Regions from separate parts of the Mus musculus genome. Here all the other regions are linked to region 6. The links are chromatin loops, found by intact Hi-C in ENCODE. Cell type or tissue: heart. All regions are shown on one strand. Links, peaks and the distances in the headings refer to the core of each region. The heading gives the core; the rest is flanking DNA. Region 1 overlaps Gm35438 (a long non-coding RNA gene). Region 2 holds the start of Vldlr (very low density lipoprotein receptor). Region 3 overlaps Gm35438 (a long non-coding RNA gene). Region 4 has its middle 160 kb from the start of Gm815. Region 5 has its middle 150 kb from the start of Gm815. Region 6 overlaps Gm35438 (a long non-coding RNA gene).

Region 1 (5,210 bases), core at 554-4,553, 200 kb before region 6:
AGTTCTGTTTTTATTGTTTTGGAAACCTCCTTACAGGTTTTCGTAGTGGACACACTAATTTACTTTATACATCCAGCATATAAGAGTTCCTTACCCCTGCATGCTCACAAATATTCATTGTTTGGCTGTAGCCATTCTTACTGGTGAAAGTTAGAGTCTCAGTATAGTTTGGTATGCATTCTTTCCTGATAGATAATGGTGCTGAGCAATATTTTTGATGGATTGTTTATCCATTTGTGGTTCTTATTAAAACTGTTCATTTATCTGTCAATTAATTGATTAATTAGATGATTTGGAGCATTCTGTCTACTATTTTTAGGTATTTCTAAAAATATATATTCTAGATAGTAAGTCCTTGTCAAATTAATAGCTAGCAAAGACCACGGTCTGCAGACTGTCACTTTGATCAGCTAATTATTTCGTCTTCTGTGCAGAAACTTTTAAGTTTCTTTCAGTCTAATTTGTGAATTCTTGCTTCATTTCCTGAGAGAAGGCCATGGTTCTTATATGAGGTGTAAGGAGAGCATGGTGTGAACCAGTAGAATAAGCAGTCAGAGTCACACAGCATCTGTAGAACCTGGCAGTGGTGGTCAGGGGCAGAGAGGGCTTGATTATCTCTACCTTTCTGCCTAGAGTACTTAAGTGGATAATCCTGTCTCTGGAGCATGGAACACATGGACAGCAACAGGATTGTGTAGTCATCAGTGCCGAGCCCAGGAGAAATGGTCATAGAGTGTGACGAAAGCAAAGGACTCTTGAAATTGCCTCATAACCAGAAGCTTATTTTGTGCCATGTCATTCGTGCTCCTCATTTTCTCTGTGTCTTGTGTCTGTCTGTCTGTCTGTCTTGGTCATATTTTCTTTGATCTTGTCTGGTCTGCTCGCTTTTGCTTTTATCTTCTTTCTCTCACTCCTACTTCACTGTTTACTTTCTCCACCCAGCCTTAGCTCTGCATTTAACCCACCAGCATGTGAAGGGAAATTCCTGTACCCTTTAGAAGTTGTGTATTTGTGGGATTAACCTTTATGTTCCCTGCTCTGGATTTAAAAGCAGTATAACTTTATATATATAAATATATATATATTGTATGTGTATATATATATATATATATATATATATATGTATATATATATATATATATACACACACACACACAAACAATTATAATGATGTGATTATAATGGTCATTCTTTTAAATTGTAAAATAGCCTCTTTTTTATTTTGAAATTTAAATTAAAAATCTTTTTTGAGAGCGCTGTATTTACATATCATTCTCAGCTGCCCTCCTTCCTGCAACTCCGTTGTATGTTCCCAACCCTACTCCCTCTAAATTCATGACCTCTTATTTTTAATTATTGTTTTACACACACACACACACACACACACACACACACACACACACATTGAGAGGTTAGAGGACAACTTGTGGGAGTTTGTTCTCTCCTTTCACTATGTGGATCTGGGGACCAAGCTCAGGTCTTTAGGAAAGCGTCTAAGCCTGGGCTTCTATTTTGGTAACAAAACAGCATGACCAAATGCAAGTTGGGGAAAAGTGGATTAATCCTAGAGTTTTAGTCCATCATCAGGGAAGTCATGGTAAGAACTGAAGGCAGGAACCTGGAGGCAGGAACTGAGATAGAAGATGTAGAGGAACACTGCTTACTGGCTTGTTCCTTATTGATCACTCTGCCTGCTTTCTTACACACTTCAAGAGCACCTGGCCATAGGAGGTGCTACTCACAGTGGGCAGGACCTTCCACATCCAGCACTTAGTAGGACCACATAGGCCTGACTACAGGCTGTCTCAATGGAGGCATTTTCTTACTTATGGTTGGCTTTTCACAAATGACTCTACCTTGCGGCAAGTCAAAACACAAGAGCAAACTAACCCGGACAGTACCCTTACCCACTGTACACAACAAGAGCAAACTAACCCGGACAGTACCCTTACCCACTGAATCATCTCCTCAGCCCCATAACAGTCGTCATTCTTCTCCTGACTCTATGAACCCTGAAAAATGAAAGGTGACCCCAATTAATGTCTGCTTTGGTTTTTCAGATTACAGTGTGTATCTCCTCACTGAGAGTTAAGTAACTTGTGCCAAGTGAGTCTGCCTCTTGTACCTATTAAAGATAGTTCCCCAAACACCAATTTCCCATTGGCTCCAGGTGTTAGAGATGGTAAAACTGCACTTAAAATGGCAGCTTTAAAAACAAATAGACTAAATGTGGAATAAAATCAAGTGAACCACACATCTACCTGCCTTAGCAACAACAAATATTGAAGTGTAAATCAATGGGACTATTAGTGTTAGGTAAAAACACAGAGATGACCACAAGCAGAGCCCCATAGAAGGCCTCACACTAGACTAGGTCCTTTCCCTCTGTTATAATTTCCCACTGTGTAATTATTACAGTGGCTCAAGGACAGTGTTAATTCCATTTCTGGTGGCACTACCAAGACTTGGAAAAATTATAACACAAGTACAGGATGAGCATCTTTACATATAATGGTTGGTGTCAGATTTTGAAATACTTGCATATACATAATTAGAAAGCTTGTGAATGGAAGCTATATACAAACAATACTCATGAGCAGACATGAAATTCATTTCTAGTTCACCTATAGCTGATACATATAGCCTGAAGAAAATTCTGTATAACTTAAACATTAATTATATGCATGAAACAAAGTTTTGTGGTATGGGACTTTTTATTTGTAAAAGCTGTACATTTTACAGTTTTATACTTTTCAGATTAAAATGATCAACCTATAGTAATTGCCATTCATTTTGTAGCATCTTGAGGGTCTTGTTGTTTGTTTTTCGCCCATGTGGTAAAATATGCATGGCATAAGATATACTATTTGAATTATCTTAGGAATACAAGTCATGTGGTACTCTGAATGAGAACGATTCCAATAGGTTCATGCTCACCAGGGAGTGGAACTGTTTGAGAAGGATATGAAGGTATGGCCTTGTAGGAGTAAATATGGCCTTGTTGAAAGTAGTTATGTTGCTAGGAGTGGGCTTTGAGGTTTCAATACCGCATGCCTGGCTCAGTCTCTCTCCCAACCCCTGCTGTTTCCAAATAAGAATATAAAGCTTTCAGCCACTGTCTAACACCATGTCTGTCTGCTTCTCACCATGATGGTGGTCATGGACTAACCCTTTAAAACTGTAAGCACATACCCAGATAAATGCTTCCTTTTATAGGTTACCTTGGTCATAGTGTCTTCTCACAGGAATAAAACAGTAAGACAAAAGTTGGTACCAGAATTGAGTTATTGATAACAAGCCATATCATGCTGTTGTTTGGAGGAATATGGAAGGAAGCCTTTGAGATTTGTGGTGAAATGTCTTAAGTGAGGCTTAATGGGCCATTCTAGTAGAAACATGGGAGATGTAGTACAGAGAGCAATGTGTAACTGTTGGAGCAGAATGCAAGAAGCTTCAGAGGAGAAGAATATTCAAGATTATTCCTGTGATATTTTGGCACAGAGTATCATTGGTCTATCTCCTTGGCCTAAAAAATCTTCCTGAAGCTAAGTTGAAACATTTTGCACTAATGGTCAAGGAGATTTCAAGACCACGTAGTGTTGACTGTGTCATGGTATTAGTGATCACTCTTATGAAGATCTACAATGAAAAGGAGCAAATGGGATAAAGAAAAATATACAATATACACTCTGAGAAGAAAATGAGCAGCAGGTAATGGGATAGGATAGCCAAGTCTTGTGTCCAAGGAGATGACAAGTTTAAAGAAAAGCCTGATGCTAAATGGAATAAAGGGAGTGGTGGCCTGGCAGGGGGTTGGGGGGCATTACCCCATCCAGCTAAGCTTCCAACTTAGGAAAAGGAATGAAAGGAAAGCTTAAGTAACAAAGAAAACCGTCAATAATGGAAAGCTTATAGAATGTCATTTAAGAAGAGGGGAGGGTTCTAATCCTAGCAAGCAGAAGAACTTGGCAGCTTTGGCTATGTGGTTCTGGCTTTAGAGTCAAGAAGTATACAAGAGTAAAGGGCTTGTGGAATATTTCTCTATAGTTAAAAGAAAGCTCATGAGGCTAGGCATATATCAGGAGACTTCTTCCATGGGGGGCTGGAAAGACCACTGTGTGAAGCTGTGAAAGGGAAGCCTGATTTGCCTTGAAGATCCAAAGTTGCTGGGAATGCCAGAGTCATGGGATACCTACCAAGGAGAGCTGCTAACAGGAAGTAGAACCACCCTAAGAGAGAAAAGTGTGTTAAAGTCAGCAAAGATGGAAGGGAAGTGCCCTCTTCCTTACATAAGAGCTCTTACATCAGACATGAAGGTATAGAATCTGAAGTCTACTACACTGATATTTGCTCTTTCTTTGGTCCAGTATTTACTCACTATGCATACTTTCTTCCCTTTCGGAATGGTAATATATATTCTGTGCCATTGTATTTTTGAAAGTATGTGATCTGCTTATTGATGTTGATTTTGCAGGAAGTTACAGTTAAGTGATTGCCTTGAGTCTCTGAAGAGACTTTCAATTTTGGAATTTTAAACAGTGTTGAGACTGGAAAAGACCATGGAGACTTTAAGTTGGACTAAATTAATTTGGCATTATGATATGGCGACAAGCCTAAAGGGTCTGTGAATGGAATGTGGTGGTTTGAATGTGAATGGCCTCCATAGGCTCATATTTTTGATTGCTTAGTGACTAGGGAGTGGAATTATTGGAAGAAGATTAAAAGGTTTAGGAGATGTGGCCTTGCTAGAGGAAGTGTGTCATTGGGAGGTGGGCTTTGATGTTTCAAAAGTCCATGCCAGAACCAGCGTTTCTCTCTTCCTGCTGCCTGTAGATCAGGATGTGCCGCTCTCTGCTACTGCTTCAGCACCATGCCTGTCTGTTTCTTGCAATGATGGTCACAAACTAAAACTTTAAGCAAGCCCCCAATTAAATGCTTCCTTTATAAGTTTCCTTGGTTGTAGTGTCTCCTTGCAAGAATAGAACAGTAACTAAGAAACGTCATTTCCTATTTCATTCTGCCTGGCCTCTGCTTTACTTTCTCAAATTGTTGCCGTTCACAATCCCCCAAGAGCATTAGTGGGAAGTAGAAGACTATAATGGTTGTAAACAAGAACTCTAATCCCAGAAACACATTCAAAACATGGCTTCTTTGGGGAGTTATTTATTTTTGTATCCCAGTATGATGATTACAAAAACATTTTGTTAGTT
Region 2 (5,210 bases), core at 395-4,394, 120 kb before region 6:
CTAATTACCTAGAGCTGGTTGGCAAGCAAGCACTTTGGTGTCACCTCTTAAGACCTCTAAGACCTCTTCAGTGGCCCGCCAAGGATCAGACGCGGACCTTGTTAGGAAGGCATCTTATCACCTGCTCTGGAAAGTTGTGTGACCCAAGATGGGGTGCTGGAAACACACAGGGCTCCAAAGCCAGTGTGCCGACCCCCTGGGACTCGACAGTAGTCACCCCGCCCTCCCCAAGCTCCAGTCACACGCTCCAGCTCCACACCTTCGGGCCGTATTGTGCAGAATAAAGGCTAATTACAGTCACTACACTGGGACTCAGTTTCTCTGGGGGAAAGTGTTGCCCAGAATGAGGCTCGGCAAAGTAACCTGATTAAGTCTTGATCCCACTCCCCTCCCCCGTTCAGTTATCTCAGAGACCCCAGAGGTTTTTAAAAGCCGCAGTAGCTGCGGAATCCCCGGGGATGGGAGAAAGAAAAGCACTCGGAGGACAGTCCAGTTGAAAGCCACTCTTGGAGCCCGAGAGACGGCCCGGCGCCTGGGGAGTCTCAGTCCCGGGCGCAGGCTGCGTACTTGTCATGGCTCGGCCTCCAGGCTGCCGCCCACCGAACGTGCGCTTGCTCACGGCAGCGCGAGGACTCCCGGCTCGGCCGGCACCTGGCGCCCGGTGTCCTCGGAGACGCCCACCTTCACCCACTGTGCGCTCTCAACCCTGCTTAAGTCTGAGGGGCGCACTCGGGCTTCCAGGCCCCGTGCTCTGCCACGGTCCTAACAGCCCGCCTGGCAGAGGAGGCAGAACCATTGTTCAGTGGCTCCAAAGCCCACATCCCCTAGCCCTTGTCAATGGGGGGTGAAAACCATGTAAAACAGAGGTTCTGGGAAGAAGGGGGACACAGAAGAATGACAACAAGTTCAAGGGACGCTTTAGGACACCCTAAACCCCACCGTCCCCCGGGCCTGGCTCCCAGTAACCTCGGCTCTGACAGCTCAGAGGCGCCACCCGGGTGGGGAGGGGAGGCAGGAGAGGAGCGTGGAGAGGCGCCTGCTAGGAGGGGATGGGCAAGAGGAGCCCCGGGGTCCCCCAGAACGCGGCGATCGCGGACGCCTCGGCTTGTTTCGGGCCGAGTGCGGAGGGGCGCGTCCCCACTCACCGCTTGCAGTGGCGCCGCTGTCCCGGGGCGCCCAGCACAGCGCGAGCAGCAGCCACAGCGCCCAGCGCGCGGACGTGCCCATGCTGCCCGCCCGGATGGTGCCTCCGTCGCGCCGTCGTTGTCGCCGTTCGCTCCGCACAACAAGTTACCAGCCCTTCGGAGAGGAAGAAGGAGGTGGGGGCGGGGAGGGAGGAGACGAGGAGGAGGGGGAAGGAGTGAAGAGCCGGGAGCACGGAGAGCACGCAAGGAGCGGGCACCCTTTCCCTGCAACTTGCACACTCTACTCCCCGCCAGCCACCCACCCAACCACCCACCCGGTCACCTCCCCCGCCGCGGCCGCGGTGTGCGCGCGGACCCTGCGGGCGGAAAATAATGCAGGCGTTGCAGAGAAGGGGAGGGAGAGGGGAGGGAACGGCGCGGGAGGAGGGGGCGGGGAGCCCGTTCGCCACCGAGGACAGCTCAAGTGAGCGGTTTGGGGGCAACCACCCGGGCGGCCGCAGGAGCGCGGCCGAGCGGCGCGGGGACCCCAGCGGGGGAGCTCAGCCCAGCAGCTCAGGCACGCACCGCTCTCCCGCGCGCAGTGAGGAGGGTGCGGGGGCAAGTGGCAGCGTGCGTGCGTGAGTGGCTGGGGCTGGGGCTGTCGCCGCCGCCATCCGGATGGCTCCAGGGGCTCGACTGCTCCGCGCGTTGGCCCGGGGCTCACGGGGGACCCGGGGCGGCCGCTGGTTGGCTCGCGCACCGTCCTCACCTCCAATCCCGGGTGCCTGTCCTAATTTCCTGATCCAGGGAACCTGCGGCCGCAGCAGCTGTGCGCTCCCTAGCTCCCTACAGTTGCTACTGTACCCTCCTGGCGCCTTGGCTAGGAGCGCTGATGCAACTATTGCTGCTCTTGCCACCGCCTCCAGGCTTGATGGGGCTGGCAGTTGAGGGGTCTGGGGGGCAGCAAGGAACCCTTTTCCTCCCTCTCCTGAGCCCCTAGGAAGGGCTGATGTAGTGAGGTCGGTAGGTAGCATCTTCCGGGGGACTCTTCTTTCCAACCTGAAAGTGATGAAGAGGAGGGGTGCGAAAGCTCCGCTGTTCTGCTGTGGGGTTCGGAGTCCCATCTCAATGGCAAGCTGAGATGCCATTTTGTTAAAAATTAAATGTGGCTTTAAGTAAGAGTGTGTGAAAGAGAAAGAGAGAAAGAACAAGAGCGCTCCCGCGGTTGTGGCTTGTCCTCTGTAATAGAACAAGACTAAAATAACCGAGTCTGGGATGGGGAGGAGGGAAATTGCCAGCGCAGCTCTGCATTCTCTCATCAACGATTAGAGTTAATTGCTAATTGCACAAAATGATAGTTTGAGGGCCTGTAATTAAAAGCTTAACCTTTTTCTGGTTGGAGGAAGGGGACCCCGGTAGATTTATTCTTGGTATAGTTTGTAACGTTCAATTATAAGCATTGTGGAGGGAAAGAAGTCAACCCTCCCAGAGAGGATAGATTGGAGGGAGGTGGGTGCCAGACAGGACCTAAGTTTATGGTTTGTTCTTAGTGTACTTCAGTTTTCTTGAACACATCGCCTTGGTTGAGATGCTTTCTGTGGTATACCACAGATTTTTCCAAATTATTTCACCTGTTAATATGTGTGTATGTGCTTCTGTTTTATAAGTTGCTGTACCTCGAATGAATCAAAGTTGACAGATTTCAGATTCCATGTCCTAGCTTCCTTCTGGCATTGTAATGTCACCTTGGTTCTCTTGAGCAGTTCTCTGGGGACAGTCTACTAGGAGAGATGTTCTCATGTACCCAGGAGACCCTGGGGGTAATTCTCAGCCAGGGTACATTTTGATCGGTGTAATTTAGCCTCATTGTGATGGATAATCTCACATGCAGATGGGGTCTTTCAAAGCTGCTCACTGTGGATGCTGTTGTGTATAATCAGAGGGTAGGAGATGGGCGGAAACTGCATGGTGAACACGTGATCACAGCCAGTACCAGTCCACAGACCAAGTTTGAGGGGGATGGTCTAACTTTCGTATCCCTGGGGCTTGAAAAGCTCATAGTCACTTTACACCTGATGAAATGGGTGGGGGACATAGGTGAAGTCAATAAATAGTCAATATGAACAGGCTCCATAGTTAACTGAGACGTCACAAGCTTGTTTTCAATGTTTTACTTGAGAGAGAAAGGTACACGACAAGGGAAACATTGATACGGCACATAAGACTTAACTTTGACAAACATGTATTATGCTTTCTAGCATAAATAAACTGTTGGTAAGCCAAGTTATGGCTCTACACTCAACCTGGTGGCTTTTTTGGTCTATCATTCGACTGCCTCTGCCTCTGTGTAACTTCAAAGGATAAAAACAAACCACTCCCTTTTCTGTGCCTGCCATCTGACCTGTAAACTGAAATCAGAAACAACCCACATGATACTCAAAATCATCTGTGGCCTCAAGAAGCAGGTCTCTTTCAGACCAACCTATTAGAGGCTGAAAGAAGTTCCAAAGGACGAATGCATATAATTAACATAGAGAGTAACTGATAACTAAGAGAATAAATTAATCTCGAGTAGATAACGTGGGCAAACGAACAGAGGCCTTCAGGTAACTATGTGAGTAGTGCTATTTACTTCCACAATCCACCGAGTGAACTAGTGTGTCCAAACAGCACACACACTGAGCAGTGCTGGGTTCTATGCTATGTAAGGCAACCGCCATGGGTCAATACTTAGCTGAGGAGGCCATGGGAGCTGGTCAAGGTAAGAGAGACATGTTGAAAATTACAGCACTGTTTTACATGCGGCACTGTGTTCCAAAGTTGTTTCAGATGCTGTAGAATACAGAGATGCGACTGTAGCTGTGGCTGAGGCTGTTACTCAGTGGTGGATTGCTTGCCTAGCATGCAAAGGTTGTCCATTCCATCTGAACCATCACAATGATGAATGAATGAATGAATGAATGAATGAATGAATAAGGATTACAGGGGAAACCCAGCTGACTTGGTCGCAGGATAAGGATGTAAGAAAAGGCTTCCCCGGGTGCTTGACTTGAGCTGATCTAGTCAGCATTTTTCACTCAGTAAGTCACAGCCTGCCTCAGCCTCTTTATCATTGTCTGGGTTAAGGTATTAACTTTTACTAATTAAGGGACAGAAGTTGCATGGGCATCACTCCCAGACCCTGACATTTCATTGTTTGTGTGAGGCTCTTTTTGTCTCCCTGGCAACAGGAGGCATTCAAAAGGTGGCTGTGCTATTAACGAAGGTTTCTGATCGACCTCATGAGTAGCAATACACACACATCTCTGAAAATGTCTATGAATAAAAAAGCTTTTAAATACAGTTTAAAGGTTTGGATACATATATATACTCATGTATCAGAGACTATGTCACTCATAAAGCCTAAAGTATTTACCTTTTGTCCTGTTAGGGAAAGACTTGCCAGCCAGTGACACAGAAGAAGGACACAACCCATGTTGACCTAATCTACCGAGAGTTTGTACACAACCTGGTATTAGCTTAACTGCTACACTGGGACGACTGAAGGAAGGGCTTACATTGTTGAGGAAACCAAGACACAAGAGCCCTGCCTTAGTTAGGGTTTCACTGCTGTGAAGAGACACCATGACCAAGGCAACTCTTTTAAAGACAACATTTAATTGGGGCTGGCTTACAGGTTCAGAGGTTCAGACCATTATCATCAAGGTAGGAACATGGTAGCCTCCAGGCAGGCAAGGTGTAGGAGAAACTGAAAGTTCTACATCTTCATCTGAAGGCTGCTGAGAGAATACTGGCTTCCAGGCAGCTAGGATGAGGATTTTAAAGCCCACATCTGCAGTGACATATCTGCTCCAACAAGGCCACACCTCCTAATAGTGCCACTCTCTGGGCCAAGCAAATATAAACCATCACAAGCCCTGTGTGTCCAAGACAGTGTGAGGGATTCAGAATAGGCTCAGGGGCTGAAGCGGTGGGAAGCAGGGCTGAAGAAAGAAAGTGGCAGGGACTGGATTAGTGTGGCCCAGGGACTCACCCTAAAGCTTTGGAGTTTACTATGGAGCACAGGGAGGCTTGGAGATAGAATTT
Region 3 (5,210 bases), core at 523-4,522, 75 kb before region 6:
ATGCCTCATACCCATGGGAATGGCAAGGCCTTCTCCAGGACAGGCTCAGGGAATTTCAAATGACAAACCTTTCACCTACTTCAAGTGCCAGTGTTGATAGTGTACACAGAAACTATCAGCCATTAGCTCCCTTTTGTTTATGCTCACTACATCCAAGGACTGCTCCCCTACAGAGACCTCTTATACAGATTGGCTAAACCTGTCCCTAGTTCAATTGTACACAATACCTCCACCTCCTTATTTAGCTGTATACAATAAACCCACCACCTTTTGAGGTTATGAGTTGCTGCATTTCCATTAGAATACACACAGCCCACTCAATCCCAACTTTCCTGTATGTGTGCCTTTTCTTCATTGCCCCTGTTAGGTTTCTAGCACCAGTTCATGCAGGGTGTGGTCATGCTGACTTCTTTCTTTCTAATTCTCTTTCCATATATGCATCTATGTCTGAAAAACTCTCCCTTGACTGATGCATGCCTCCTTTAGGTATGTTAAGAAGTCTTGTCTCAGCTGGCTGGCAGTAGTGCCTAAGGTTACATTAATGTACCATGGCAGTTGTGGTTAGAGTTACTGTATCCTACTTTCAAAAGACGCTTTGGTGTGGTCCTAGTCCCTTCTGTGCTTTTGAACTGCCTCCTAGTACTGAATCTAAAATACAGGTCTAAATTACAGCTACTTCTCCAGCCTGTCTCTAGCCCAAACCTCCAATTTTGTCCATCCCAACACTGTGCTAGTAATTACGATTTCCCATCCACCCCTAGACACATAACAAAGCATTTACTAGAGCTGGAATAGTCTTCTCTTTAGAGAGGAATACCAATCCCTCCACAAAGCATCCGTCCATGGGATGTTCATGCCTCCTGGTCCTTGCCTTTAGTTCCTGGTCCTGAATTCTCTCAGAAATAAATTGAGACCAAAAAGTGCAAACAAAGAAACCTTTTTCCTTTCTAAAGCTGTTTTTGGTTACAATATTTCAACACAGTAATAGAAAAGCAGCTAGAACAAATGGGTATGTATTTCCCATGATAAACTGTGTTTTGTTACAGGGATCTTACCTGTGTATCTGGAAATGAGGAAGGATACATTAGTCTTTTCAAAATTAGAGGAGATTGAATTCCCTTATAGATGTTGTACTTGCATATAGCCATTTTCTGATCTTCCTATAGTCTCTCATATTCTCTCTTATACTTTAAATAGACTCCTTTTTAACATCTCATAGAATGTAAATTCTCTATAATTACTTGATATACTGCACTGTTTAGGAAATATTAAGCAAAGGCTGTTGTTCATGTTTAATATAGATGCACTTTTTACCCCAAATATGTTTGACCCAATGGTTGGTTGATATTGGGACCTACGGGGCAACAGTATGTGTAGTTCAGGTCCAAAGCCGCAATAGTTAAGAATAACAGTCAAATAATGAACTACAAGGAGGTACAGAATGTTAGACATTACATGTTTATGAGTTTCATCACCAGCATCCTTATCGCAGGTTTCCTGGCCTGAGTCAGGAATGCCTGGCTGGTGTTGGACATGAAAGGCACTAAAGACTGGTCAAGTGCTCACGTGTTGCCCTTTGTGGCTGTCTTGTTGGTTTTGGCAAAAAACAAAACCACAGCCTAGCTGACTGAGACAGCTGCTAACTCTTGAATGTACTTCCAGCAACTAAGGTTTCAACAGGCCCTTCTGTGTGTCTAGAAGTGGATACCCCAGTGGAGTTCACCTCTGAATAAGCAATGCCAATTTGTCTCAGTGTTGGTGTGGTTTAACTATTGTTTATATGTAAATAGTTCTCCAGTTTTAACCTAAATAGTTGCTGCCAATAAGAATGCCCTGACTAGATTCTCTTTAACTACATAAATGTGAAATACATTATATCCCAAAGTGGACACTTTTTGTTTGTTTGTTTGTTTGTTTGAGAAAAGTCCTCTCTAGGTAGCTCTGGCTAGCCTAAAATTACCTATGTAGGCCAGGCCGACCTCTAACTCACAGAGATCCACATATTGCAGCCTGGCAAGTGGTGGGATTAAAGGCCTGTGACATCATGATTAGCCATAGATGGACATTTTAAAGATCATGATGTGAACTAGTTATTGAATAAGATATAGGAAATCCATGATTGGTTGGCATATAAATTGTTTTTGTTCTTTAAAAGGACTAGTTCTAGTGGCTATTGCAACAGTGTAGGGCAAACATCTGAAGAGAGCACCTAGCCTGCTGGGGCATTGTTTTAGTTCTGTATTCCAGTTATTGGATTATATTTATTATTTTTTCCAATTTTCAAACCTATTTTTAATTTTCTGGCTCTTTAATTTTTTTCTAACTTACTGGATATTGGATTATCAACACGAAGTTTATAGTAGTTCATCTCTGTCCCAGGAAGTCATTCAGAGAACATGTTGCAGTAAACCCACATCAAGTTACCTATGACCTGCAATGTTATCATCTGACAAGAGAACCACCTCCCATGACCTCTCCCCCTGCATTTCAAGCTATAAATAGGTGCTAGGGCCCTGCCAAGTTGAGCCACTGTGGCTCACAAGGAACTGTTAGTTCCTCACAAACATCACCTAGCTTCAAATCTACTATACCACACAAGGTGACTCATGACATCTGCTCCTCTTTAAAAGGGGCTGTGAGCAGTGTCACCTCTTGGCTATCTATCATGAGAATACAATTATGAGCTCTTTTCTTTGTTGACTGCTCAGAGATGTTCTTAGGAACCAAACAGGAAATCAGGAAAATCTAATGCTAGCTTACCTACCCAAGGCAAGGAGGCAGTTAGAGTGAACTTTCTGAATGTTTTTATTGTATTTTATTTTATTTATTTACTTATTCACTGGGGAGGAGAGACAGGCCCTTACTACGCGAGTGTGGCACAGAGATCTTCCTGTCCACTCAAATGCTAAAATTAAAGACATGTGCCATCAGGCTGTTACTTAATTCTTAATATATATGGAGAGAGAGGGAAAGACAGAGAGACAGGCCAACAGAAGTGAGTTATTTGAATAAATTCGCTCACAAAACTGTGCAAAGCCAAATTTCTGGAGGACAGACCACAAATGAGCTCAGGCAATGACTTCATGTGCAAGGTTGAAGCAGGATGTCTTTGTAGGAGACCTCTGACTCTGGTCTTGACACTTTTCATGGATTCTGCAAGACCCACCCACAAATCCACCTACAGACTCACTCACAGACTCACCCATTTGCCCACCTACAGAGCCACCCACAGATCCACACACAGACTCACCTCACAGACCCACACAGACACACCTACAGACCCACCCACATTATGGAGAATAATCTATTTTCCTGGTTATAAAATACATCAGGTGTGAATGTTAATCATATCTATCTACAAAATTTTATCACAGCAATATTCAGGCTAGTATCTAAATTAACCATAGGCCACCATAGATTAGACAAAGCTGACACAAAACTATTTCACTGCAGTATTTGAAAGAATTAATCTGAATTCTTTGTCATGTTATAGGAGAAGACATCCTGTGATTTTTAACTAGTCACCATCAAAGCCCTCCAGGTTCGATGTTCATCTCTTGCATGCTCTCAGTCATGGGGTTGGGGTCACTTCACAAAGCTGCCACATCTGTCTTTGTATAACTCTCTTAGCTGACAGAACCTTACTTGACCTCTTTATTTAATTCTAATCCCTTGCCCCATATCATTCAAGTGTGTGCATATTTCAACCTCTGGAACACCTGAAGCAGGATGAAAGCAATTCACCTTCAATTATACCCCAAGATATATTCTATAAAATACTCCATTTTGCATGATTCTCAGCATGGGGTAAGAGATAGAGAACATTCTGTGAACATATAAGTTTGGGAGATATTGTTTAGCATCCCTTCTTATGGAAGACTTACCCTTAATTATATTAAAGGCATTGATATCCTGTAACAAATAAGCTAGCTAGAATGAGTTTTGACTTCACATTTCCCAGACTCCTGGCTGTGGAAACACTTCTTTTATTTTTCTTTTCAGCATCCTGCAACATTGAAAATTAAAGTGTCTACAGTTTGGGTGATCTGTCCCTCTGGTCGCTGTTCTCCATGATCGTTGCCAACTGTTGACTGTGTTGTAGAACAACTCACCCCAGTGCTTAGTGGCTTAAAATCAAAGCCATTTATTATAATTTTTTTCAAGTTGACAGTTCCTTGGGTGATTCTGCAGATGTGTTGGCCATGATTAATGTCTGCTAGGCTTATCCAGCTGGTAAGTAGGCTGAGGTGGGGGGGTAGGGTGAGTCTGGCCTTTTCACAGCTGAGATGACTGTCCTGTAACTCATGGGCCTCACAGATTCTTCCTCTAGAAGGCTGCCAGAACAGGCTCGTGTATCAGATTTAAGTCTCTGGCATCTTTGATATATAATCTAGTGGCCAGAAGAAGTGACTTAGGTGAGCTGAGAGTAAGAGTGGGAGACATCCCAAGTCATGGGACAGAGTGGGAAGTGATGAGTGACATTAATGAAGGCACCTCAGCATCTAGCACAGTTACTAACAATAATCTGAGAAATGGTTCCCAAATGGCTTCATCAGAATGAAAGCACGGGTGGTACCAGTGCAACTCCCAAGATTCCCATCTCCAACAGGGAACCACAAAGAGGTTGTTACCGATTATATCTGTTCCCTTTCTGTTACTGTGGTAAAAAAAAAAATACCATGATCAAGGAAAATTATAGATGGAAGAGTTTATTTGGGTTTACAGTTCCAGAGGGGTTAGAGTCCATCCTGGAGGGAGGTGTGGCAGCAAGGGACAGGAAGCTGAGAGATCTTCCACTTCAGGTTCGAAGCAGAGTGAATTGGAAGTAAGATTAGACTTCATTCTCAATTCCCGTCCCCCCTCATCCCCAGTGATATATTTCCACCAGCGAGGCCCTAACTCCTAAACATCCCAAACAGTGTACCAGCTGGAGACAACCTGTTCAAATACCTGAGCCTATGAAGGAATTTTTTATTGAAGCCAACAAATGCTACCACCAGACCTCTATAGGCTCAAACCATGTCATAACACAAAATGCATTTAGTCTAACTCCAAAAGCCACAATAGTGTTTGTGAGTTTCAATACTGTTTAAATGTCCAAAGTCATGTCTGAGACTCAAGGCAATGTCTTAGTTGTATCCTGTTGTAAAAAGAAAAAAAAATCAATTCTCATACCTCTGATATATAATGACATGGAATACACTATTATT
Region 4 (5,210 bases), core at 854-4,853, 58 kb after region 6:
CATGGGAGGCAGAAGGAAATCAAAGTAGACCTGTAGAAAAGCAAAAATAGTAAGTAATAGTGATTATTGTTATAGTACTCATGGGAACTATGCATACAGAAAAGCACAGGACCAGATGGCTTTACTGGTGAATTCTACCCAACAGTAAAGAATACACAGTGATAGTTCTCAAGGTCTCCCAGAAGGCAGAAAGGAGAGGATGCTTTCCCCTCATTTCAGCTGTCAGGATAATGCTGCTACCAAATCAGATAAAAAACCATTCTAAGGAAAGACAATGAGAAAACTCTAAAGCATCGTCTTTAATAAATTTATACACAAACCTCAAAAAAAATTTAACCACCCAGATAAAGTAACCCATGGTAAAGATTATATTCATGGCTAAGATATGAAAAAGAGTAGATACTGTAACCAAGTAGGGATTTATCTCGGGAATACAAGACTGATTTGGTAACAGAGCATCAGTGAATAAAACACACATATAGGTGAAAAAGACCTTTAACAAGGATTGTTTCAACGGCTGTTGAAAAAGCCCCTACCAAAACCCTCCTCGTGATGGAAAGGAAAGGAAAGGAAAGGAAAGGAAAGGAAAGGAAAGGAAAGGAAAGGAAAGGAAAGGAAAGGAAAGGAAAGGAAAACACCACCACCACCATATGAATTGAGAGAACAGCATCATTCCGAAAGGATCACCTTTTTACTCTAGACCTGTTGTCCTCTTAACAGAGCAAAATCTCACAAGCCGGGTTAGGACATAGGGGACCATGGATTCTCACAAATTGAAAACTTCGAAGTTTGGTTGAGGACATTTAAATGAGAAAACAAAGCAGAAGACAACAGATCATGAAGGAAGAAGAGGCAGTATACAACCCACCGTGTATAAAGAAAACTCGAAAACATCTTCTAAAAACAAACAGAAATGTTGGGTAGGTTTGGCAAGTTGTCAGAATCTCATGGTGATAGGAAAAATAAACCAAACCAAACAACAACAACAAAACCAGTATTGCAACACAAGGGCAATGAATAATTCAGAAAACAAGATTATGAAAGTCTATTTATAGTAACATCAAAGAGGGTAACATAGGAATACATTTCAAAAATGAACTATTAAACTTGTACTCTGGAAAGTCTAAAACACTACTGAAAAATAATTAAAAGACCCAATTAAAGTGAAGGCGCTTGCAGCTTGCTTTGGAAGATTTAGTGTTTGAAGATGCTGTGTTGGTTAGATGGCTCCTTGAGAGTCACTTGGGAGTCACTTTGGTATCCTTTGATTCATGGGCCTTTGAGGACCTAGCCAGTGTGGCTGGCACCATCTCCAGGGTTGGGTCCATGAAGAAAGCAAGCGTGTGAACCCAACCCCCAACCCTGCCTGCTTTCTGGTTCCATGTGATGTGAGGAGCAGCATCAAGCTGCCACTCACCGACATCCCTGCCCTGATGTGAACTGTGAGGCATCATAAATGCCTGACTCTGCCTTTGTCTCAGACACAGGAAAAGAAACTGGGACAGATGGTGAAGCCTCTCAAATTGCCCTACAGAGTCAGCATGCCCATTATCAAATTCAGCCTGGCCTTATTTCTTAGAGAAATTGAAAACTAGACCCTATAATTCAAAGGAAGTGTAAGGGACTCAGAAGAGCGAAAATATCACTTAAGAGAAAGATAAAGTAACTTTTACTTACTAGTTGTGTTAGTTAGGGTTTTACTGCTGTGAATAGACACCACAATTAAGGTAACTCTTGTCAGGACAACATTTAATTGGGGCTGGACATGGCAGCATCCAGGCAGGCATGGTGCTAGTGGAGCTGAGAGTTTTACGGCTTCATCTGAAGGCTGCTAGCAGAACACTGGCTTCCAGGCAGCTAGGATGAGAGTCTTAAAGCCCACATCCACAGTAGCACACCTACTCCAACAGGGCCACACCTTCTAATAGTGCCACTCCCTAGGCTGAGCATATACAAACTATCATACTAGTTTTAAATTTTACTATAAGGCAGGTGTGGTTGTGAATGTCTGTATTTCTAGCAATTGAGATGCATAGGAGGAAAGATTACTACAGGTTAACTCAGGCCTGGGTTATGCAATGAGGTTGAAGCCAGCCCAAGCTACCGATTGAGGCCTGGTCTCAATGAAGACGAAACAAAAGCCCCATAGAACTCTCAGCAGAAGAAGCCAGCAGAGTAGAAATCAGAAAAATAAAACTTAGAACTTAGACTTTACCCTACATATATATTCAGTCAATTTCCAACTAGAATGGTAAGACAATTTAATAAAGAAAATATTTTTGTCAACAAGTGGCAACACTACAATTATAGAATCACATGGAGAAAATGAAATTGGAACCTGCCTCATATACACACAAAATCAATTCCACAAATAGATCAACAAATTAAATGCAAGAGCTGAAATTTGAGACAACACAAAGAAATTACAGATGGGAATCCTCATGACCTTGAATTAAGATATAGCTGCATGGGTATTATACTAAAAGCCCAAGTTTAAAGAAAGAGAAAATAATGTGGAAATTGGATTTCAACACAATCTAGTACCTTATGGTAAATGGACCACCACTGAGAAGGGTAAGAGATGGTTTATGTTCAGTTGACTGAGAGCAGTGGCTCCCCTCTAGGGCCTGTGACATTCCCAGCCATGGGTTCTTGGTCCTGTTAACCCTGCCAGGCGTTAGCTCCACAGAAGCACATGACATACATGTTTGAAGTTCTCAAACAAGAAAAAAACTGATAATTCAGTTTTGGCTGGGGCTCAGTGATAACAAGTTTGCTTGTGTCAGGTCCTGGTTTGATCCTAGATACCACTGAAAAAGAAAGATAGTCCACTTTGTAAATCATTCAAATCTATTATTAAGTTTATTACTTATTATGTTTATTGAAATTACATTTGCACGCATATGTGTGATATATAAATTATGCCTTAATATGATATACATATCAAGTTATATATAGAAGATAGCTAGACCATGTTTTTTTCTTTTTTTTTTTTTTATAAAACACATTCACTCCTGATTTGAGTTATCAAAGTGTCAGAGAAGCAAGCTTGCAATTCCTGATTGCTCTGGAAAAAATGTGGAAAAAAATGGCTTGTGACAGAACAGTGTTAGCCTTAAGGGATTAGAAGAAGTGCTAACATCAGAAAAACCTAAAGCTTGACGTCAAAATCGCTGCCCCTGGTAACATGGGGACTTGCTAAGAACTGGCGATTGTGAGTGACTCCTGGACTTTAAAGTAAGAAGGGACTTGAGACACTGTTAAGAAGGGTCCTCAGGGAAGAATTTTGTATTAGTATGAGAAGGCCTTGAGTAGCTTGCTTGAGTAGCACTCCAGGATCACAAGTGGGAAATGGAGAAACTGAGGCAGGAAGAAACCAGGAAGGTATGCAATTAAACCCAATTACTGAGGAGGGCAGTTGGGACTTGATCCTGCTGGGGATGCTCTGAGAAGATGTAGGCTATGCCTCTGTGTTGTGCTGAAGTAGAACAGACCACACAGGCTGGTCCAGATCACATCTGTCCTGGCGGGGGGGGGGGGGGCTGGAGGGGGGCTCTGGAACACTGACTCCCCACATCTGGGCCCTGTCTGCCCGCTGTGGTACTCTCTTCTACTGAATGAACCCTGTGTGCTCAGGAAGAGATGTGGAAGTGGAGGACAGGGCAGCCATCCAGAGGTCAGGTGGGCTGTGAGGTTTTGTGGTCAGGAAGCATCTACTCCACAATTAAATAAACAAAATGGTTTAGGAGGTTATCACTGCCCTGGCCAGAAGGTAATTTCTGGTTGACCCTGCCTGCTCCACCTTAATCCTGGGTAAATTTCACTGCTACCATCCTGCCCTTTGGTAGTTAAGTTTGGGTATGAGTTTGATTAGATTGGGGAATAGCAGAAGCCTTGGTAATGTGGCTGCTGGAAGCTCTTTACCAAGAGAAGATTCACACACGAGTGAGGAAGACACCTAAAAGCCTCTACCAAATCAATGGGTCTCCTGCTCTCTTCTACCCTCCTCCTCTCCTCCCCTCCTTCCTTCCTTCCCTCATCCTCTCCTCTCCTCCTTTTTTCCCTCTTCCCCTTTCCCCTCTGTTTACCTCTTCTCTACTAGAGATGGACCTCTCCCCTCCTCCTGCCTCTGAACATCAGAGGTCTGTCTTGGGCACTGGATTCTAGGATACATCTGTCTCCCCTATCTGCCTCCATTCTTAAGGCCTTTAGCTTCTTGGCATGTCACATCATTGTTTCCTCTGGTTCTGAGCTGTGGGATCTGGACACAGCAGTGTTTCTAGCTTCAAGGCTACTGTATCTCTGAGCTCTGACCCCCTACTGAGTCCTCTTTCATCCATCTGTCTTCCATAGCCTTGTGATGCCATCACTGAAGAACTGTAAACGAAGGCAGAAGTAACTGTGTCCCTTTTCCCTTCTCTCTCTCTCTCTCTCTCTCTCTCTCTCTCTCTCTCTCTGTGTGTGTGTGTGTGTGTGTGTGTGTGTGTGTGTGATATTTTTGTTTTGTTTCTGCAAGGCTCGAGTGTCTGGGATCATCATACTAGCAGACAAGACCATACAGGAGAGGTTTAGGCAGGATTACTCGAGAAACAATATTCCTGGCCAGATGCCCAGTGTCCTGTGGGTCCATCCCTGGAAGCCTGAGGCACACTCATGGAGGAGAGGGACACATTGCCTTGGTGCAGTGTCATCTTCCCTGAACTTCCCACCTGCTTTCACCTAATACTGCCTTCTGTCTTCCAGTGCATGGAACATGAAGAAAGAATCTCAACAGTTGTATCTAACTCAGAACTTGCAGTGATTTGACAATACTCCAGGTTATTTCTTGCTCATATCAGAGTTCCCCCTACTGAGTCAGTAGTTTTTCCTTCACATGGGGTTTCAAAAACACTCTCTAGGTAGACAGAGAGCTCAACAAACACACGTTGAATAGGCAACAGAGAGGAGACAGGGTTCTTCCTGCTCCAAACTATCAGTACATCCCTTAGCAAGAACACGACATGTGACCATATGTGATTGTGCAGAGATGGCCTGCACACCACATGTGGGTAGACCCTGAGACTGTATTGGGCAACCAGCTGTCACACCACGGTGCTGGGTGTTAAAACAGTTTTTCCCACTTTCCTCTTTTAGCTTCTTTCCCTACGTGTTGATAGCTGCTGACCTTGGGTGTGGTTATAAACACGCCCATTCATGTGCTGTAGCTCTGA
Region 5 (5,210 bases), core at 643-4,642, 64 kb after region 6:
CCAGATATGTCTGCCCTTCTCTTTCTTCCTTCCTTCTCTCTATTCCCTTCCTTTTCAACAGTTTAACCTCCATTCCACCACCACCACTTCCTCTGGGAAGGTTTCTCTGATAATCCCAGGCTATACTAACTTCTTTTCTGTCTGTTCTCAATACTCTGTTCATGCCTCTTGCAGTAGATATTGACTCTGAGGGTTGTTTCCTGGACATTAGTCATGGAGTGGATATTTTGTTATTGTTTTCTCTCTCTCTCTCTCTCTCTCTCTCTCTCTCTCTCTCTCTCTCTCTCTCTCGTGTGTGTGTGTGTGTGTGTGTGTGTGTGTGTGTTGAGAGTGGAAACCCATTTAATCTAACAAAGAAAAAGCCCACTATAAAACAAGAAGCAATGTTCGTAACTACTGGTAAAAACACGAACACATTTTTCCTGCACATTTATCATTGAATTAAACTCCATAATGAAGGTTTAAAATTAAATTTTCTAGATGCATATCTGTGATTCCAGCACTTAGGAATGAATGCCAAGAGACTGCTGGGTTATCAGTTAGTCTAAGTGTAAGACCCTGCTCAAACAAAATAACAGTAACAACAAAAATAATATCTCTGTGTTTGGGTATTCTTTGAGTGCTTGGTTGGTTGCTTGGTTGGTTATTAATAGCCTAAGAGACAAGCTGGAACATTCTCATTTGCTCTCTGCAAGTGAGGGCTTGAAGAGCTTTATTTGGTCACAAGGAATAAAGTACACACAGGGTTAAGACTCTGGCTGTGGCGTCCTAAGTGTCTGGTTTGAGTTCTATCAATAGGATTGGCCAGTCATGTGACCTTGAGCAATAAATAATGCTCTCTAAGTCCTAGCAGAATGCCGGCTGCACAGTAAGAGCCCAGCAGCTGGTAGCAATGGCGATTAGTGTTATATTCTCCACAAAAGTAATATTAATTTGATCATTTCCCTGCTTTAATCTTGCTGTTGGAGGCTGACTAAGGCATCACCAGGGGCTTTGTACACTGTGTGCAGGAAAAGCAGTCAAGAATGACGAGCCCTGTGAGGTTATGGGAGAAAGCAGTGCTTTTCACTGGACAGACAAGAAAACCCACACTGGGCAGGGTTTGGTGACCTGCTTCTGGTCACGTAGCCAGGCTAGGCAGAGCTGAAACTCTAAGTAGGCCCTCTAACTCCAACACCAGTTCCCTCCACACAACACCCTCTGGGTGTTACTGTTTCCATGCCCCACAGAGTTTCCAGCTGTTTAAGATCAAATAGGACTTTGGAAGCTAAAGATGCATCCTGGGACAGCCTGTTCCTCTCTGTCCATTCATTCATAGTTTGCTGGGATTTTTAACCCAGGGGCATACTGCTCATGTTCCAGCATGTTCACTTGAGGCTCTCTCCCCGCAGATCAGCTCCCACAGAGGCAAATGTACCTTTGGACAGTGTGCCTTTTGTAGGACTGGTCTGCAAATGCCACCAACCCCTCACACTCCCAAGGCTCGCAGATTCCAGGGGGGTTCTGGTCAATGGGTGTTTATCATGAAAAATGAACCTAACACCTATGTGCACATTAGGAAGCTCCAAAACTCACTGTAAATTTCCCAAGCTTGGTAAGAACTGAGGACATGCCTCAATGATTTTTCTTTGTAGAAGTGGACAATTGGGCATGGAAATAAATACTACTCTTTGCTCAGGCTTTTGTGGAAGTGGTTGCTTGGTGTCTCCTGGGCTCCATAATGCCGTCTCTTCCATCGGAGACATGATCATAATTGGATATACCCTCCAGATGCCAGATGCTTCAGACATGGAAAGCTGTTTTGCCTGTCTCCCGTCTTCATGGAGAGATGTTTTCTATGGAAGCATTGGTAGTGCTCAGGCCTTTCTAAGGATGGGATGATTCTAGGAGCATGTTGGTTCGTGGGGGCTTGTGTAATAAGAACTTCAAGAGAAGAAAGGGGGGGAAAGGTGGAGAATTCTAGCATTGTTTCAAGAGTGTTTCTCATCGTTGCCTGTTCAATGCACAGAGGAAAGTTCAGGGGAGGTATTCTGGTCATCAGTCAAGCCAAAAGCCAGAAACAAAAGAGTGGCTATGAAGTCATCAACCAGCTGCAGGAGTTACATATTTCTTCATGGGGTTCCAAGAGTGGAATTGCAGGCATCTACACTTCTAACAACCCAGTGCCCCTCTATAAGTGAAATGAGAATCTCTTTTATAGGTAATTTTTACTTGAGTCTTAGGGATTGAATCTAGGGCCTCATACAAGCTAGGAAAACCCTTTACCACTGAGCTATATCCTCAGTCTCTTCTCTACCTTTTATTTTATACATGTATCTAATATATGTTTATCCTATCTATTCCCTAATCTTTCCCCACAATGACTCCCCCAAGGCCCCTCCCAATGTGATGCCCTCTGTTACTTTTTCATATAACTACTGAGTCCCATGGGTTCTGCTCCATGCTCACCTTAAGTATAGAGCCATCCTCTGGAGCATGGGCAACCTACCAATAGCCACTAAAGAGAAATGACTGTCTGCTAGCACCCACAGACTGCCAATAGCTCCTCAGCTGGGGTGGGTCCTCCAAAGCCACACCCCCTCCATGCTAGGACTTTGACAGGGTTGGTCTTGTATGGGTAATCATAGTTGCTGTGCCTTCATGAGTGTCATGGCTATGATATGTCCAGAAGACCGTGTTTCACACACTCCTCTTTATCCTCCAGCTCAGAACTCTGTAGAACACTGCTGCAGTAAATGATTTTGATCTCTGAACATCTTAGTCATTAAGGTATTAGTATGATTTCCATTCACCTGGATGTCTTTTTAACCTACTAGAGTAATCTTGGTTGATGCAGTTCTTGAATGTTTTGATATTTTTGAATCCTGTAGGATTTGGTGTCTCAAAACCTTCCTAGGGCTTTAGATCTAGAATTTGCTTCAATCAGAAAGACATGGGACTTATTTAACATTCTCTGTTCCCCACCATTTGTTTTCCGGGCCTCTATTCTCATGGCTCTGTAAGCTCCCTCCAATATGGCAGTACCTTGCTGAAGGTCTAGGGGAATCTGTCCAGGGCAAAGAGTCTTTGGCAGCTGGATTTACAGCTGCAAGTAGAAATGGAAGGCAGGATTCAGTGTTTCTTCTCAAGTCTCTATTGTCCTCTTTGGTACCCAGTGCCTGGAAGAGCCTGCACAAACAAATTAGGCAAATGAATTGAGAGAAAGAACAGGGAGTATCTGGCTTAGCAAGTTAATGAACATCCTTTCTAGACTATAGAATGTCTGCTGAGAAACCTTGATAACACCTGCATATATTTGCATGAATTACAGGACAGAGAAAGAAGAAATACCACAACAGTCCATCTTTTCTATTCATTTCAGGAACTCTTATAAAACAAAGACCATAAATTATTTAATTCTCTGAACATTTAAAATAATTAAAGGCGTTATTGTTTTCATTTCTCTAGCCAGATTTTTGTTTCTGATAAATGTCCTTCCACTCTCTCTGGTGTCTGGTCTGTGCATCTGTGCCCACTAGCTGGACTTGCTGCCATATCCAAGCTCATTAGTGCATCGCCTGCACAGGGTTCCAATGGAAGCAAGAGAAGAAGGGTGAGACAGAGAGGGCTGAAGAGCACACAAGCCTTAAGTTCTGATTCCTGGGTCCACCATTTATCAGAGAGACTGCACAGGGTACTTAGCCTCTGGAATATAGTAGGTTTGCCTGTGCATCTGATTCTGAGTAATTATGTAAGGAAGGTACCTTGAATCTGCTTATCAAAGTCAGTGTGTGATGCATTTTAAGTTATCATCAACATATTGTATTGCTATGATATAGATGACCCATATATCATGCCATGTCATATCACTCAAACTTGGCATATAAGATTACATGCAGTAATTTTACATATAATAGTATTGTACATAGATATCCATGTACTGATTGACTGAATACTGCCACATCTGTGCCTATGTGTATTTTGGCCAAAGTCACATGTTCCTCCGAGTCCTCCAAGCATCCTGGTGACTTTCTGTTGCAGACCTGACCTTTACTTTTTTCTCCTGTGCACACTGAAGGTATAATCCAATGCTGTTCTTGTTCTTCCACCTAAACAATGTTCAACCTGTAGCCGAGTTGGCCTCTTTCCCATTCAGAGGAGGCCGTCTGAGTTCCAAATCCTGTTATGAGCCTTCTCTGAAAGATTATCAGAATCATTTATGGACCCGGCTTTCACCTCCCCAATAGCATTCTGAACTTTTACTTATCTCCACATATTAGAATGGAACTGTTTGGAATCAGGGAAGTTTATGCTCTTACACCAAGGACTGGCCAGAGTTAGTGTGAAATCATGTTTCCCTCTAGGCTTTGAGGTTGTCAAAGTCAGGGCAGCATGGGGAAGGATGAGGTTTTCATACTCTGGGGAAGAAACAAACACAGAGCCTGAGACATGGCAGAGAAAATATGGTATAGAGACAAAACCCTCAGCTTGGGTCCATGGCAAAACTGTTGATTGATATCTGCCCTCACTACACTTTCCTCTAGGTTATAAAACAACACACTCAAGAAGGAGGGAGCCCTTCCTCTGGCCTGAAAAGATGGAACAAAATCAGTTTATGCCACAGATGGCAATCCTATCTCTCCTTTTTTGAGAATGACTTGAGAAGAGGCAGGTGACCTCAGTTCTGACCAATAAGACCACAGGAGCAGTTAGGGAGTAGATTCTCCTTCAAGACATTTGCTTCCTGTTACCAAAAACCACATGTAGATGCCCTTGCTTGAAGGCATGGTTCTTGGAGCTACAGCACTATGTGATCAGACAAGCCAATGGTCCAAGGCTGCAACAGTAAAGAAACACAGAGGGTGGGGTCGGTGAGTAGTCTTGAATTGCAAGGCAGTATGGGAAAATCTGCTTCTGGACTTTGCCTGGTTTGTGAGCCAAATAAATGTGTCTATTGCTTCAACCACTGTGTCTTTTATGTTATTGTCACTAGAGGCATCATGTGTGATAGGCACAATTCAATTTGTGCTTTAATTTATTGTTGTTGCACCTCCACATTGTTTTGGAATGATTTCTGAGTTCCTGGCACTGAGGTAATCTCAGCACTTAGAAAGACTTCCAGAAATAAATGAAGGACTTGTTCAGAAATGGAAACTTGCAAAGTTGCTGAAATACAAAGATCAGGATCTGTATGACTATATGACTTGTAGATGCATTACTACCTCTTTGGT
Region 6 (5,210 bases), core at 752-4,751:
GCTTTTAAATATTTCAATAGCAATGAAGAAGAGGTTTCAGTTTAAGCAGATGTGTCCAGGAGTTTCTTGATCAAGACACCATTTGTTCAGACAAAACCTGCAAGGAGGTTTTTGAGAAAACTTGTTTAAAATATGCATAAGCTTAAGGGCCAGATATGCATTGAAATAAGATATATGTTAAGCTCATAGGTGACAGAGCAAGAGAGTCATAGGCAAGAAAAATCCTAATACTATGACACAGAATGTTGCCATAGCCATGGACATGTGCAATAGGTGGGTGAGGGGCGCCCTGAGCTGGACTCACGGGCTTCACATCCCCTGGGGCTTTCCTAACTGTTGGGAGGGGTGACAGTATGAGTCACCGTGAGCTTGGCCTTAACAAGTAGGTGGTCCTGGGCTGGCAGTCAGAAGGCAGAGCATACTTGCCTTGGCCTTTGGCACCCAGCTTTCACTAAGCTTCATTGGTTAGAGTCCCACTGATACTAGTCCCGATGCTCCATCACACCCAGGTCTTTGGTGTCTACACGAGCTGTCTCTCTTCGAGAGTTCAGCACACACTGTCTGAAGGTGAAGAGGAAGGTGTCACTGAGCTGATGACATAATGTCTACACTGCCATGTCACCCCGGAGAAACAGCATTTGGTCCAGTAAAGCTGCCAAGGGAGGCAGGATGACCACATGACAGAGCTGGCAGGTGGATGCTGCTGTTACAAAGACCCTTTGGTTCTAAATTACAGAGACTACCTTGATTGAATGAGCTTAAGACAAGAAGATTCCTTTGCAGGGAGGTAATGAAGCAAAAGACAGAATTTAAAGAACTGAGACATTGTCCTAAGATTTGGAAACACAACAGCGTAAGATGTCTTTAAGACTCAATTGCTGTGTGTCTTTTGAGAAAGGGGATTTTTCTAAGCCCAGTCTGGGATCAAATGCCTACTCTTGCCTACCCAGCTCTAGCAGATCCAATAGATAGCACTCTTATCATTCCTATGAAAAACCTGGTTTATTCAGAAGACTTTGGCAATAGCTCAACATTAGGGAAAATGGACTGTTTTTAGTTGTTTATACTCCTTAGGCGATGGGCCATATCATCTAGTCCTAACTGGATATAATTCTGAATAGCTTTTATTTTCTTTAGGTAAAAGGGCATATCTTCACCTTGCTTTCTGCCTTAACTTTCCTTTTCTTTTTTCTTTTCTTTTCTTTTTTTTTTCACGATGTCTGGTGCAGCAGCAGTACCTGTGATCATGATGTGACAAGCCTGCGATGCCACCCATGCATTCGTGCCTAGAAGAGAAGGCACAAAGGAGGTTCCAAGGTCCCTTGTGACCACCCTGCCTTCATGACACCAGACTGGGATCTTCCTGTTTGTTTCTCATTTGAAAAAAATGAAATCCTCTCTTCGAGCTCACGTCTTGATTATTGTTCTTACTTGAGACAACCAAAGCATTCCTAAGTGGAAGAGTTGCACAGTGGAAACATGGGTACCAAGGGACAAACAACTATGACTCAGAGTGATTCAGTCTCCGTTAGGAGAGAGGGGAGTCGTCTCATGAAAGCATGAGATGTCCCAAAGTGGGTGCTGGGGCTCCCTGCTGCTGCAGAGCACAGAGAAACTCTCTGAGCCTCTGCATCCCTGCTCCAGCTTGAATTCATGAATTAATTAAACCGTTTTTGTTCATCCCTCCTTACCTGCTAGCAGTTTTTCTAGTGCTCATGGCAGATGGCTGAAGATACTGGCTCCCATTAAGCTGACATTCCAAAGGGGAAGAGACAGTAGACATGGAATGAAGTGAATAGGCTTATTCTGGGTGGTGAGAAGCCTGCTTCCATAATATAAATGAGAGCATCATGTTGGTAAGTTAAGGGAAGCTGTGGCCATCAAAGTCTAAGATATTGCTAGTTTTTTAATTAAATATTTTCTTTACATTTCAAATGTTATCCCCTTTCCTGGTTTCCTCCCTGAAAAACCACTATCCCACCCTCCCTCCCCCTGCTCAACAACCTACCCACTCCTGCTTCCACGTCCTGGCATTTCCCTACACTGGGGCATTGAACCGTCTCAGGACCAAGGGCCTCTCCTTCCATTGATGTCCAACAAAGCCATCCTCTGTTACATATGCAGCTGGAGCCATGGGTCCCTCCATGTGTACTCTTTGGTTGGTGGTTTAGTTCCTGGGAGCTCTGGGGTTACTGGTTGGTTCATATTGTTGTTCGTCCTATGGGGCTGCAAACTCCTTTAGCTTCTTCGATCCTTTCTCTAGCTCCTCCATTGGGAAACTTGTGCTCAGTCCAATGGTTGGCTGAGAGCATCCACCTCTGTATTTGTCAGGCACTGGCAGAACCTCTCAGGAGACAGCTCTATATCAGGCTCCTGTCAGCAAGCACTTGTTGGCATCTACAATAGTGTCTGGGTTTGGTGACTGTATATAGGATGGATCCCCAGGTGGGGCAGTCTCTGGATGGTCTTTCCTTCAGTCTCTGCTCCACACTTTGTCTCTGTATCTCCTCCCATGGGTATTTTGTTCCCCTTTCTAAGAAGGACTAAAGTATCCACACTAGGGTCTTTCTTCTTCTTGAGCTTCATTTGGTCTGTGAATTGTATCTTGGGTATTCTGAGCTTCTGGGCTAATATCGACTTATTGAGGGGTAGAAAAAAAAAAAGACAAATGAGAAAGTCCCAGAGAACCAGGCCACTCAGGATAAAAGGGTCGGTGCAGACACAGTAAGACCAGTGGGCCTGGCCTGCTGAAGAGGGACAGGTGGCTGGTGGGTGGGTGTCCGCTGCAGGGGCTTTGGGATCCCACCCTGCACCAGCATCTCCACTCCTTATCTTCACAAAGCTGAGTGTACTCTGTGTAGATTATGAGTTTTCTATCATCTGCTACAACAGTCAGAATCCAGAGGAGGGGATTGCTGAGGTCCATGTGGGTGGGTAATGCCCCCCACCCCCCAGTCTAATCTCCTTCTGTCCATTCAAAGCACTAGGGATGGATTCATCACTCCCAGCCACAGCTCCCCAGGGGACTACTTTTCCCATGCACAACCAGGGCTGGCTTCCCTTGGAACAGGGTCAGTCTTTTGCTGGAGGGACTGGCAGAGCATTCAGCGGGCACACAGCTGCTTCCAGGCCATGCTCCAGCCACCCTGTCAAGGTCCTGCTGTCACATCAGACATGTCTCCTGCTGGTGGCTGCCCATGGAGAGACCTTTGCAAAAAAAAAAAAAAAAAAAAAATCAGGGAGTCAGAGAATGCCCCAGGCTATGGCATGCTGCCTAGGGTGGCTCACAGCCTGCCACAGCTGCTCATGCCTGGTGTCATTTTCAAGTGATACTTATCAGAGAACCAGTCACATGAGATCACAGGACCACAGTCTCTCTCAAAGGTCATCCTGTATCACTTACCTCATTCATCTGTCATTACCCAGAGCAAATTGTTGGAATACCATCACCACAGTACCTGCTAAACTGGATCTCTACTGGCTACAGGAGAAAACCACTTCTCCTTTCTCTGACACTAACTTGCTGGCAGTTGGATTCATGACATCTCTAGGCAGTTAGTTACCTTGCTTGTGGGACTGTGGGACTTTATAAGGGTGATCATTCACCTTAGGTAGATGGAGTTGCCAAAAAGTGCCAGGTTACCTCTATCGGATAGCTTGGATTCCTATTCCTAGACCTGGGATGCAGAGATGCCAAGTGCCAAAGCTGGGGAGAGGTTAGGATTCCAGATGCAATATAAAATAGAGATAGTCCAAGACTGGACCAAGACTGATGCTCATACTACAAAGAAAGGTTCTTTGAGGTCTATGCAGTGCTTTCACAGATATGTGGGGTGCTGTAATGTGATGACCTCTTTGTCTTATGGGACAGACAACACCAAAGGTCCACATGTCCACCATGTGGCATTTCTGCACCTCTGTGTTTTCGCTTATACCTTCCTCTGTGTTTAGTATTAGTTTTCATTCCACAGACAAAGAAATGAGACCAGAATCATCAAATATATTTAGCTGGCATTAGCAATGCAGGTGGCAGCTGGAGACTTCTGATTCTAAGTCAGTCTGTATTCTACTCTCTGGGGGAAGGAGGGGTTTGATGGCATAGCAGAAATTAGCCATGATTTAGGTAGGGTGAAATGAATACAGGTTCTGTGAGGTCTCTACTTGTGAGGTGGGTATTATGGGTAAAATTGGAGTCCAAACGCAGCCCATTGGCTTTGGGTGGTGCTCCTCTGTTATTGGAAGTGTTCCATTAGAAAGTATGCCAGCAGAAGCAGGGTCCATGAAACCCCTAACAAAGCACGTTATCTTCCCAGTAGCTCTTCATGATCAAAACATTTTTTATATGGGTATGAGTAACTATGTGTGTTGTGAGCATACGTGTGTATGTGTATCATCACGTATGTGCTTGCACATGTGTGCAAAGGCCAGAGGTTGATGGCAGGCATCTTCCTCCATTACTCTCCATTCTATCTCGGGGGCTCTTGCTGAACTTGGAGTTTGATGATTTAGTGGATCTAGTCAGCCATCTTGCCTGGCAGATCCTGTCTCCTCTGCCCTAATGCTAGAACTATCCAAGGACTGCCATGGCCCTGAGCTTTTTTGTGGGTACTGAGGATCTCCAGTCGTTCATGGCAAGAGCTTTTTCTAACAAGTCTTCTTCCAGCCCTTCCCCTTTCTTACTTTAATCACTATTGTGAGACTTAACATGGAACCTCACAGGCCAGGCTGCAAGAATCTCATGGCTGGATGTAAGTCCTGCTTCTGAGGCTGAGGCTGAGGTATGTGATGGATCCTGCCTGTGTCTCAGTAGTTCTTGAGCAGCACAAAGCAGCTCTAGAGCCTTCCGGAGAAGGTGGTAAAGATGGAGGAGGTAACTGAGATGTGTGGAAGCTCAGTAAAGCTAAGCTGTTACCCGTGGCTGTTGATCCAGCTGCAGGAGCATGGACTTAGAGCTGGGTGCTCTACAGCACTCCAGAAGGACTACATCCTTAGGTCATGGCAAGGGCAACCTTTCTAGGGCAGGAAATATTCCAAAGACACAATTGAGGACCATTTCTCTTAACCCTATGGACTGATCTGCTCTGGACCCCGAACTCCCAGGGTTATCTCCATTTTCTGCCAGCGTCACCCCTATAATAGCAGAAAGCTCAGCTTGCCTACTTGAAAAGCAAATGCTGACCTGAAGGTTATACAAAATATTTGATCTGAGA

What was found. Hi-C counts contacts between places; a loop is a spot of excess contacts. Peaks named below come from ENCODE experiments on the same cell type or tissue, not always from the same donor. Only the 100,000 strongest peaks of a DNase experiment are listed, where the experiment ranks them.
Region 1: a loop joins it to region 6, with 2.1 times the contacts of the local background. A loop is called at or near these places in 3 of 42 quality-filtered maps.
Region 2: a loop joins it to region 6, with 2.9 times the contacts of the local background. A loop is called at or near these places in 4 of 42 quality-filtered maps.
Region 3: it touches region 6 in a loop (17-fold over the local background); 3 of 42 quality-filtered maps call a loop at or near these places.
Region 4: it touches region 6 in a loop (2.2-fold over the local background); 5 of 42 quality-filtered maps call a loop at or near these places.
Region 5: a loop joins it to region 6, with 2.9 times the contacts of the local background. A loop is called at or near these places in 5 of 42 quality-filtered maps.

Annotation. Positions count from the first base shown.
Region 1 is chr19:27,302,438-27,307,647 of GRCm38, reverse strand. The region is part of intron 2 of Gm35438 (a long non-coding RNA gene); the gene reads left to right. Among named protein-coding and RNA genes, the nearest start is that of Gm35268, 7.8 kb to the left of the region's middle. In heart, for the core only: no CTCF peak of the experiment used is centred there; no DNase peak of the experiment used is centred there.
Region 2 is chr19:27,213,632-27,218,841 of GRCm38, reverse strand. Vldlr (very low density lipoprotein receptor) reads right to left here and starts at 1,822. Exons shown (of 18, transcript NM_001161420.1): 1 at 1,146-1,822. The coding sequence starts at 1,227. All of the region lies in intron 3 of Gm35438 (a long non-coding RNA gene), which reads left to right. In heart, for the core only: a CTCF peak has its summit at 1,952; DNase peaks (open chromatin) are centred at 631, 1,021, 1,291 and 1,871; H3K4me3 peaks cover 2,200 bases; H3K27ac peaks cover 1,702 bases; H3K27me3 peaks cover 1,571 bases.
Region 3 is chr19:27,173,092-27,178,301 of GRCm38, reverse strand. Gm35438 (a long non-coding RNA gene) reads left to right here. Exons shown (of 8, transcript XR_003952921.1): 5 at 3,494-3,541; 6 at 4,003-4,233. Among named protein-coding and RNA genes, the nearest start is that of Vldlr, 41 kb to the left of the region's middle. In heart, for the core only: no CTCF peak of the experiment used is centred there; DNase peaks (open chromatin) are centred at 1,531 and 2,501.
Region 4 is chr19:27,039,919-27,045,128 of GRCm38, reverse strand. No RefSeq gene overlaps it. Among named protein-coding and RNA genes, the nearest start is that of Gm815, 160 kb to the right of the region's middle. In heart, for the core only: no CTCF peak of the experiment used is centred there; no DNase peak of the experiment used is centred there.
Region 5 is chr19:27,034,097-27,039,306 of GRCm38, reverse strand. No RefSeq gene overlaps it. Among named protein-coding and RNA genes, the nearest start is that of Gm815, 150 kb to the right of the region's middle. In heart, for the core only: no CTCF peak of the experiment used is centred there; no DNase peak of the experiment used is centred there; H3K27ac peaks cover 1,185 bases.
Region 6 is chr19:27,098,151-27,103,360 of GRCm38, reverse strand. It overlaps Gm35438 (a long non-coding RNA gene), which reads left to right. Exons shown (of 8, transcript XR_003952921.1): 8 at 1,233-1,690. Among named protein-coding and RNA genes, the nearest start is that of Vldlr, 120 kb to the left of the region's middle. In heart, for the core only: no CTCF peak of the experiment used is centred there; a DNase peak (open chromatin) is centred at 3,210; H3K27ac peaks cover 1,111 bases.